Linked DNA regions of Homo sapiens: region 2 is linked to region 1. Evidence: read pairs that join two places in POLR2A ChIA-PET (ENCODE). Cell type or tissue: PC-9. All regions are shown on one strand. Region 1 has its middle 15 kb from the start of FOS. Region 2 overlaps EIF2B2 (eukaryotic translation initiation factor 2B subunit beta).

Region 1 (4,000 bases):
GCCTTGGCCCAGGCCAGGATGTGTAGGAGCTGTGACCTACCTGGCCTTTCAAGGCCCAGGTTCACACTATCCTCCTTCACATCTCAGCCATGATAGAATTCACTCTTCCACTCATGCTGGCTAACATGGTGAAACCCCATTTCTACTAAAAATACAAAAAATTAGCCAGGTGTGGTGGCACATGCCTATAATCCCAGCTACTTGGGAGGCTGAGGCAGGAGAATTGCTTGAACCCCGGAGGTGGAGGTTGCAGTGAGCCAAGATTGCACCATTGCACTCCAGCTTGGGCAACAAGAGCGAAATTCCTTCTAAAAAAAAAAAGGAGATGTTGCTACCTGGCCTCCTTACCTCTCGGGACTGTTAGGAGGGTCATACTAGGTCATGCTTGTGGAAGGGCTTCAAAAACCGTAAGTCAGAGGGTATTTTAAAGTTTAAAAATATTCTGCAAGATGAGGTGGTCTGTAAATGGAGCAGTGTCAAGGTCAAGTGTCAAGAGATGTAATTCATAGAGAGACTGGATAAATGCCCATCTATGTGATTTGATATGCCCTATGCCAAGGAATGCTCCCTCACTGTCCCTAAAATTCCATCATCAGCAATATATTTCTTTGGATTAAGCATTTGCCATTCCCTTTGGGTCCTACTCTTAAAAGACAAATTCTCTTGTGAGCAGTAGGCTCCTGAAATTTAATGTAAATTACATTACCAGACATGTTCCTCCCCGACAGGTGAGATGGCACCAGACAGGTGCACTGGGCTCTTGGGTAGGTCTGAGAAATGAGATGCTGGAATCCTAGAGATTATTCATTTTAGTCAAAGTCAACCTTCATGGTGTACCAGTTGCTGACACAGGACCCTCGGAACCCACCCAGCAGACCCGTAGTTCCACTCACAGATGAGGGGGGAAATGCTTCTCCCCATCCTCACCTAAAACCTCCGAAGACACCACTGCAGTCATCCAGAGACTCCCATATACTATAGGGGCAAGCAAAGTTTTTTTTACAAGTTTGGGAATTGACATGGGTTGCCAACTTTGAATTTTACCGAACAACAATTACTACTTATTATCACTATCATTTCATAAATGAGAAGACATTTTAACACTAAAAAAGTCAAAAGGACATTATCTGGCTGGGTACGGTGGTACACACCTGCAATCCCAGCACTTTGGGAGGCTTAGGCAGGTGGATCATCTGAGGTCAGGAGTTCGAGACCAGCCTGGCCAACATGGAGAAACCCCACCTCTACTAAAAATACAAAAAGTAGCCGGGCGTGGTGGTGCACGCCTGTAATCCCAGCTACTTGGGAGACTGAGGCAGGAGAATCACTTGAAAGTGGGAGGAAGAGGTTGTAGTGAGTCAAGATCGCACCACTGCACTCCAGCCTGCAGCCTGCATGACAGAGCAAGGCTCTGTCTCAAAAAAAAAAAAAAAAAGGACATTATTTAAAACTGAAGGATAGTCCTTTTAAATCAAAGATATGTAGCTGTATGCAAATTCCCTGCTTTGTCTTTATTTTTCCTATTTACCTTGGACACTCCTGTTTCTTCTTCAGTATTTATGGGGTGGTGCTGACAGTGACAAAGAGCAGATAGAGAAATCAAGGAGAGGTAAAAATTTAACTCAAGAATTAATGTTCCTGATAAGATGACCACTTCTCACACGATGCTTCTTTGGGTCACCAGTTTCTTTGTTAAAGGAGAGTAACATAATCTCACCAGAATGGGTTCTGATATGGGGAATATAATACTTTGAATAATTCTCTTGGAATTACTTCCACTCTGGGCAGATCAGTTTGTTTTCAGTGAGTCCATTCCTTGCTGGGACCATGCTGCACCACCTGAACACTTCTGGTTTTACCTGGCGAGGTGGGATTGTTGACTTCCCAAAGCCTGATCTAGCCAGATCAGATGGGGCAGAGTGTTAGGGACTGGCATGGTTCCTCCCAGAGGAGGGAACAAACCTGCCTTCCAGCTGGTGTCCCAGGTAGGTACAGGAGACGCTGGCAAAGCAGGTTTAACCAGCATCTTGGGCAAGATTTGGCGCATACTGTTTTCCTGCCTCCAGTGTCCCCTAGCAAAACTGGAAGCATTCTATATTTTCTGTGGTTGCATATGAACCCAATGCAACCAGCACAACATAGATAAATTTTTCTCCAAAGCCCAATGTCTCTAGAAGCTGAGCCTATATTTTAATTCCAAGCAACATTAGCATAATTAAGGCCCATGAGATTGAGTTTCTCTCTTTTTTTTTGAGATGGAGTCTCATTCTGTTGCTCATGCTGGAGTGCAATGGTGCGATCTTGGCTCACTGCCGACCTCGGCCTCCCAGGTTCAAGCGATTCTCCTGCCTCAGCCTCCCGAGTAGCTGAGACTACAGGCACGTACCATCATGCCCAGCTAATTTTTGTATTTTTAGTAGGGATGGGGTTTCACCATGTTGGTCAGCCTGGTCTCAAACTCCTGACCTCAGGTGATCCACCCGCCTGGGCCTCCCAAAGTGCTGGGATTACAGGCGTGAGCTACTGCACCTGGCCCTGAGTTTCTCTCTTATTAGTCATTCCCTGGTAGGTACTTAGGGAAATAAATTTACTTATGCAGGTCACCAGAGCACTATCAACTACACTGGGGAAATATTTAGCCCAATTATATGGTGTGGATTAGAAAATTATAAGATCATTATTTTAAAAATTATATTGAATTGGCTGGGTGTGGTGGCTCACGCCTGTAATCCCAGTACTTTGGGAGGCTGGGGTGGGAAAATTTGCTTGAGCCAGGAGTTTGAGATCAGCCTGAGCAACATAGTGAGATCCCATCTCTACTAAAAAAAAAAATTATTGAACCTATTCAACCAAAATAGTGGAATAATATACCTACATCATTGAATCGTGGTGAATATTAAATAACATAACAAGGCTGGGTGCGGTGGCTGACACCTGTGATCCCAGCACTTTGGGAGACCGAGGCAGGAGGATTCCTTGAGGTCAGGAGTTTGAGACCAGCCTGGCCGACATAGTAAAACCCTGTCTCTACTAAAAAAAATACAAAAAGTAGGCCGGGCATGGTGGCTCACACCTGTAATCCCAGCACTTTGGGAGGGCGAGGTGGGCAGATCACCTGAGGTTGAGAGTTCGAGACCAGCCTGACCAACATAGAGAAACCTTGTCTCTACTAAAAATACAAAATTAGCCGGGTGTGGTGGTGGGTGCCTGTGATCCCAGCTACTCGGGAGGCTGAGGCAGGAGAATCGCTTAAACCTGGGAGGCAGAGGTTGCTGTGAGCTGAGATCATGCCACTGCACTCCAGCCTGGGTGACAGAGTGAGACTCCATCTCAAAAAAAGTAGCCAGGCATTGTGGCGGGCACCTGTAATCCCAGCTACTCAGGAGGCTGAGGCAGGAGAATCGCTTGAACCGGGAGGTGGAGGTAGCAGTGAGCTGAGATTGCGCCACTGCACTCCAGCCTGGGTGACAGAGTGAGACTCCGTCTCAAAACAAAACAACAACAAAAACCATAACAATATTTGTAAAGCACTTCGCATAATTCCTGAGCAAGCACTCAATAAATATTAGCTATCATTATTTCTCTTTATTCAAGAAGTATTTTTTGAGCAGCTATTATATGCCAGATACTGTGTTAGGGGCTAGAGAGTCATTGATGAGTAAAATAGGCAAGGTGTCTGCCTTCTTGGAGTGGGGAGATAGACATTAAATGAATTCATTTAATTCAACAATTAACAGCTATTAGGATCAGGCTTCTCTAACTCCTTGGGGGTACATCAGTGAATAAAACAAAGATCCCTACTCTTGTGGAACTTAATTTTTAGAAATTAGCCCAAATGCTTTCTAAATAAATGTATTACTAGAAATGGTGGTAAGTGCTAATCATGAAAAGCCTAGGGTGGAATGAGGGCTTCTAAAAGGTTCCTAATTCAGCCTGGCTGCTGGGGAAAGTCCTTTATGTGGATGTGACATTTTAAGTTTGAGATCTAGATAAAAAGTAG
Region 2 (4,000 bases), 250 kb before region 1:
CACAGCAAGCAGAGGGACATCCTCTAATTTTGTTGACATGTTTATGCTTACATATTGTTTCCGGTTTTTAACCTAAAAAGTCTCCCAGGTGATCCAGATTTTCTGCCATGTTTAGGAACTAGTGGTCCAAAGCAGGGCCTCTTGTGCAGTGTCTGTGTGGGTGGAGGGAGCACTAAGAATCTGCATGTTTAACAAATAGCCTGTGGGCTTTGAACAGGTGATTTGAAACCACATTTTGGTTAACACTGGGCAGAGGTAGGTTCTGAGGGAAAGGTCTCTATTCTTTGATATCTCTTTGAGAGCGATCTTTGCCTTAGGTCTTCCAGAGAGGGGAAAAAAGTAAGACCTCAGAAAGTCGGCATTTTACACTGACCTAAAAGCTGTATGACTCAGAAGAGCCTGACTCACTCAGGCTCAGTCTTTCTATTATTTCTTAAAGCATCTAAGACCCCACGCTTTCTCAGTGAAGTGGCTTGTAGCTACCAATTACGAGCAATTGTCTCCTCCAAAGGCACCAATTCTAACAGCAATTCACTTGGGTACAATTGTGTGGTTTGGAGTAAGAGCAGCAGTGAGGCAAGGAACTTAAATCTGTTCCTGGCTCCAAAAATGCTTTATGATACTTGTCCTTTGTCCATCTTAGTCTCTGTGTCTAAAATTAGCACCAACATCCTTCCCAGGCATGACTGAGTTGGATGAAGGTTATAAGGGTAGAAGCTCTCTTTCTGGTCAGCTCTTACAGTGCCTAGAACAGAACTGCAGGAATGCATACTTTTTAGAATCTTTATGACCCCAATTAAGTAAACCCTATTAAGGCTCATCTTCTTATTTCCCCTCTCTCCGTTTCCCTATTTGAGGAGGGGTAAGTATCAGAAAGAGAGAACCTGAACTGAACAGGAGGAAACAGAAGTTCCACATCAACTCACTACCTGTCAGCCTTGGTATCAGGGGTGCCCACCTCCCACCCCTGCCTTGCTGGCGGAACCGAGAAACTCGGAAAAAAACAAACAAAAAAACAACTGTTGTAGCTTGGAGAGAATTAATAGAACTAGGATTCCATGGATGTGAAAGTCTTCCTCAATATGCTAAATAAACCAAGTTAGATAACAGTGCAGTTTGTAAAGACACTTTTTTCCCACGGTTTCTATCTTCCAGTTTGGGCAGAGGGCAGGAAAGGCACAATTCTTGGAACTTGAATAAGGAACAGAAATTCCTAATTTAGCCTCAGAAGAGACATCTCTGAAAAATACTCTACCAGGAAAAACTGAAGTGTAAAATGATACCTCAAAGAAATCAATGCTGGAACCCATAGGATCATATGTTTCATGGATGTGCTTCAAAACTATTTCTCAAAGCAATCTGTTGCATCAGTCTTTGGGCTAATGAAGGCTGCCAGTCACAGTTCCATCATGGAATGACTGGCATACTCTGTAATGATCTATAATACTACAACTACATCAGAACTGCTCTGCCATACAGATAGTACCAGATGGTGATGTGATTATTGTAAAGGCCTCACACTATCCACCTGTCCTTGCAAAAACTCCCTTAGCAGACATGCACCTAGTTGACATGAAAGAACAATTTTGAAATGTGATTTGGAAGTGTTTTATATCTGGCCTACTTTGCTTTGAATTATTCTTTCATTTGCCAAAGAGCTCTTGCAAGGTACTGCACAATGGCTAGGCAATTATTATTATTAATAGTAAAAACTGCAATTGCTTTTGCACCAACTTAAAGAGCTAAAGTCTAAGCTTCCAGTCTCCCAGCATCCCTCACACGATGGAGGGCAGCACTTGAGTCTAATCATGCTTGAGATGGTGATTGCCTGATATGTATATTAAATACTATGCTGAAGAGACGGATCCTTTCAATAGTGTTTTTTTCAAGCATGTTACATTTAGAATTAAGACCTGCCTAGAAAATAAGCTACTTAGTGCTGAAGAAACAAAAACTTGACAAGATTCCTAAGTTATCATTTATATGTAATATTCTTCCTACAACACTGGGTTTGGAAGGATAATAAATACATAAAAATAAAATTCTGCAGTTAATATGAAAAAGAGGTAATGCAGTGTTGAATAATGAGAAACTGCTAATTGCGGTAGCTAACTCCAAGCCACTTTTTTTGGACTGCTCGGCCCATCATGGGGCATTCCTTACTTTGGAAGTAGATAAGAGCAAGTTGGAAGGCCAGAGTCAGGCAAGGCTGGCCAAATCCCACTTCTGCAGGCTGCTGCTTGAATCATCCTGGCCTGATAGATTCCCACATGCAGCACACTGCGATTCCCACACGCTTGGATCCGGTTGCCTGGACTATATCCGATGCTTCTGGGTAAGACTGAGTGCTCTGTAACTAATGGGCCTGGGGTGAAAATGATCCAAGGGTTGGAAACATCCTAAGCCATGTGATAACCTCTTTTTTTTCTTTATATCCCCCACAAGTTCTGATACAATACATTTAGAAAGGAACTCACTGAAGATTTGCTGAATGAAGAGAGGGATGGAAGGAAAAAGGAAGGAAGGAAGGGTTTATTTGATGCAGATTCTTCAGCATTTTGTTTTCACAGACTCCCTTCTTTTCCCCTCTTCTGGACCCACCTTTTTGCCATCTCACCGTTGATGAGCAGCTTCAGCTTAGAGGGTAAAGACAGGCATGATCGCGACTGGCCAGCATACTGGCCGGTTCTCTCTGTTAGCAGACTTTTGCCAAGGGTTTGGATGGAATGGGTGGCTCTTCAGGTGGAAAACAGGTCGTGGGGGTCAGGTTTTGGGTGCCTGAAACTGCTCTTCCTTCACTCCACTGTGCCATGACTGGCTCCCACCCGAAGCTTCAGCTGAGCTGGCTTGTCAGGGCTCGCTAGGAACTGCTGAGCTGCATCTGTCCTTACTTGGCGTGGCTTCCTCAGCCCCCTCCACATCTCAAGAACGTGGCCTTGGGCCCCTTTCTGCTCTGACCATTTTGCTTGCCTGGGTTTTTTCACTGTCTGCCATGCGCAGATCCCAGCTGTTCATTTGTACCTGACCTCTGACTGCTAGAACCTCTCCATTCTTACATCTCATGTAGTTCCAGGTCCCCAGCCAGGTTCTGGATGTTACCCAAGCCCCCTCCCCATTCTCCAGCTTCATTCTAGCCTACACTTTATGCTTTGCCTTAAGCTTTTCTGATACTAGCTCCTATTACCATCTCTAGTCTTAATTCTGATAGTGGGACTGCTAGCTCCTCTTCTTTCAATAATAAAGGGCTAGCTGTAACTAGCTGTGACTCTGTGATACCTAACGCCAGAAGAAGCTACTATATTCTATCATTAGTTTCCTTGTCTTTCTCAGTGACTAAAGCTAAGCCTCTTGAAGGTAGAGACAGCCATAGGAACCTTCACTTCTCAATGAAGTGTTGATGAATGTTACAGAAAAAGGAACTCTCAAGAATGGCTGCATTTTACATCTCATCTCTCAAGTTTTACTCTGAAGTTACTAAAGCCTTCAGCGACCAGAATCTAATAAAGGTGAATCACCAAGTTTATAAATGAATGAATTCCTAATAAATTAAAAATATAAGGGATAGCATATGGGTAATAATGGGAAGGACTGTGCAGTTTGAAGTCACTCAGACCTGGGTCTGAATTCTGGCTCTTACAGCTAAGCCTTCAGCAAACCAGTTAACAGCTCCGAGCTTCGAAGTTTTATTATACAAAGGTGACAACTAGGTTCCTAAGAGGAACCTTCGTTTCCCACTTTGTAAAATGGTGATAAAGCTACCACCTTACCTCATGGACTGTCAAGAAACTAAACTAAGATAAAGTATGAGAAAAATTATTTTGTAAACCTTAAAGCACAATATAGGTATTAATGATTACTATTATAAATTACATGTATCTTTGTTCTTATGGCATCTGAGTTAAAAACAACATAAAACCCTAACAGGCGATAAAGGTAATCTATTAGATATTTTTCCCTAATAGGTTGTTTTTATGCTGAGGCATGCCCCCACACTTATAAA

Evidence for each region. Peaks named below come from ENCODE experiments on the same cell type or tissue, not always from the same donor. Only the 100,000 strongest peaks of a DNase experiment are listed, where the experiment ranks them.
Region 2: POLR2A ChIA-PET joins it to region 1 with 14 read pairs; 1 of 35 experiments calls an interaction of 5 or more read pairs at or near these places.

What each region holds. Positions count from the first base shown.
Region 1 is chr14:75,262,250-75,266,249 of GRCh38, forward strand. No RefSeq gene overlaps it. Among named protein-coding and RNA genes, the nearest start is that of FOS, 15 kb to the right of the region's middle. In PC-9, no CTCF peak of the experiment used is centred here; a DNase peak (open chromatin) is centred at 1,992.
Region 2 is chr14:75,011,258-75,015,257 of GRCh38, forward strand. EIF2B2 (eukaryotic translation initiation factor 2B subunit beta) reads left to right here. Exons shown (of 8, transcript NM_014239.4): 8 at 1-1,109. It overlaps MLH3 (mutL homolog 3), which reads right to left. Exons shown (of 13, transcript NM_001040108.2): 13 at 2,518-4,000. Among named protein-coding and RNA genes, the nearest start is that of EIF2B2, 10 kb to the left of the region's middle. In PC-9, no CTCF peak of the experiment used is centred here; no DNase peak of the experiment used is centred here; H3K27ac peaks cover 865 bases.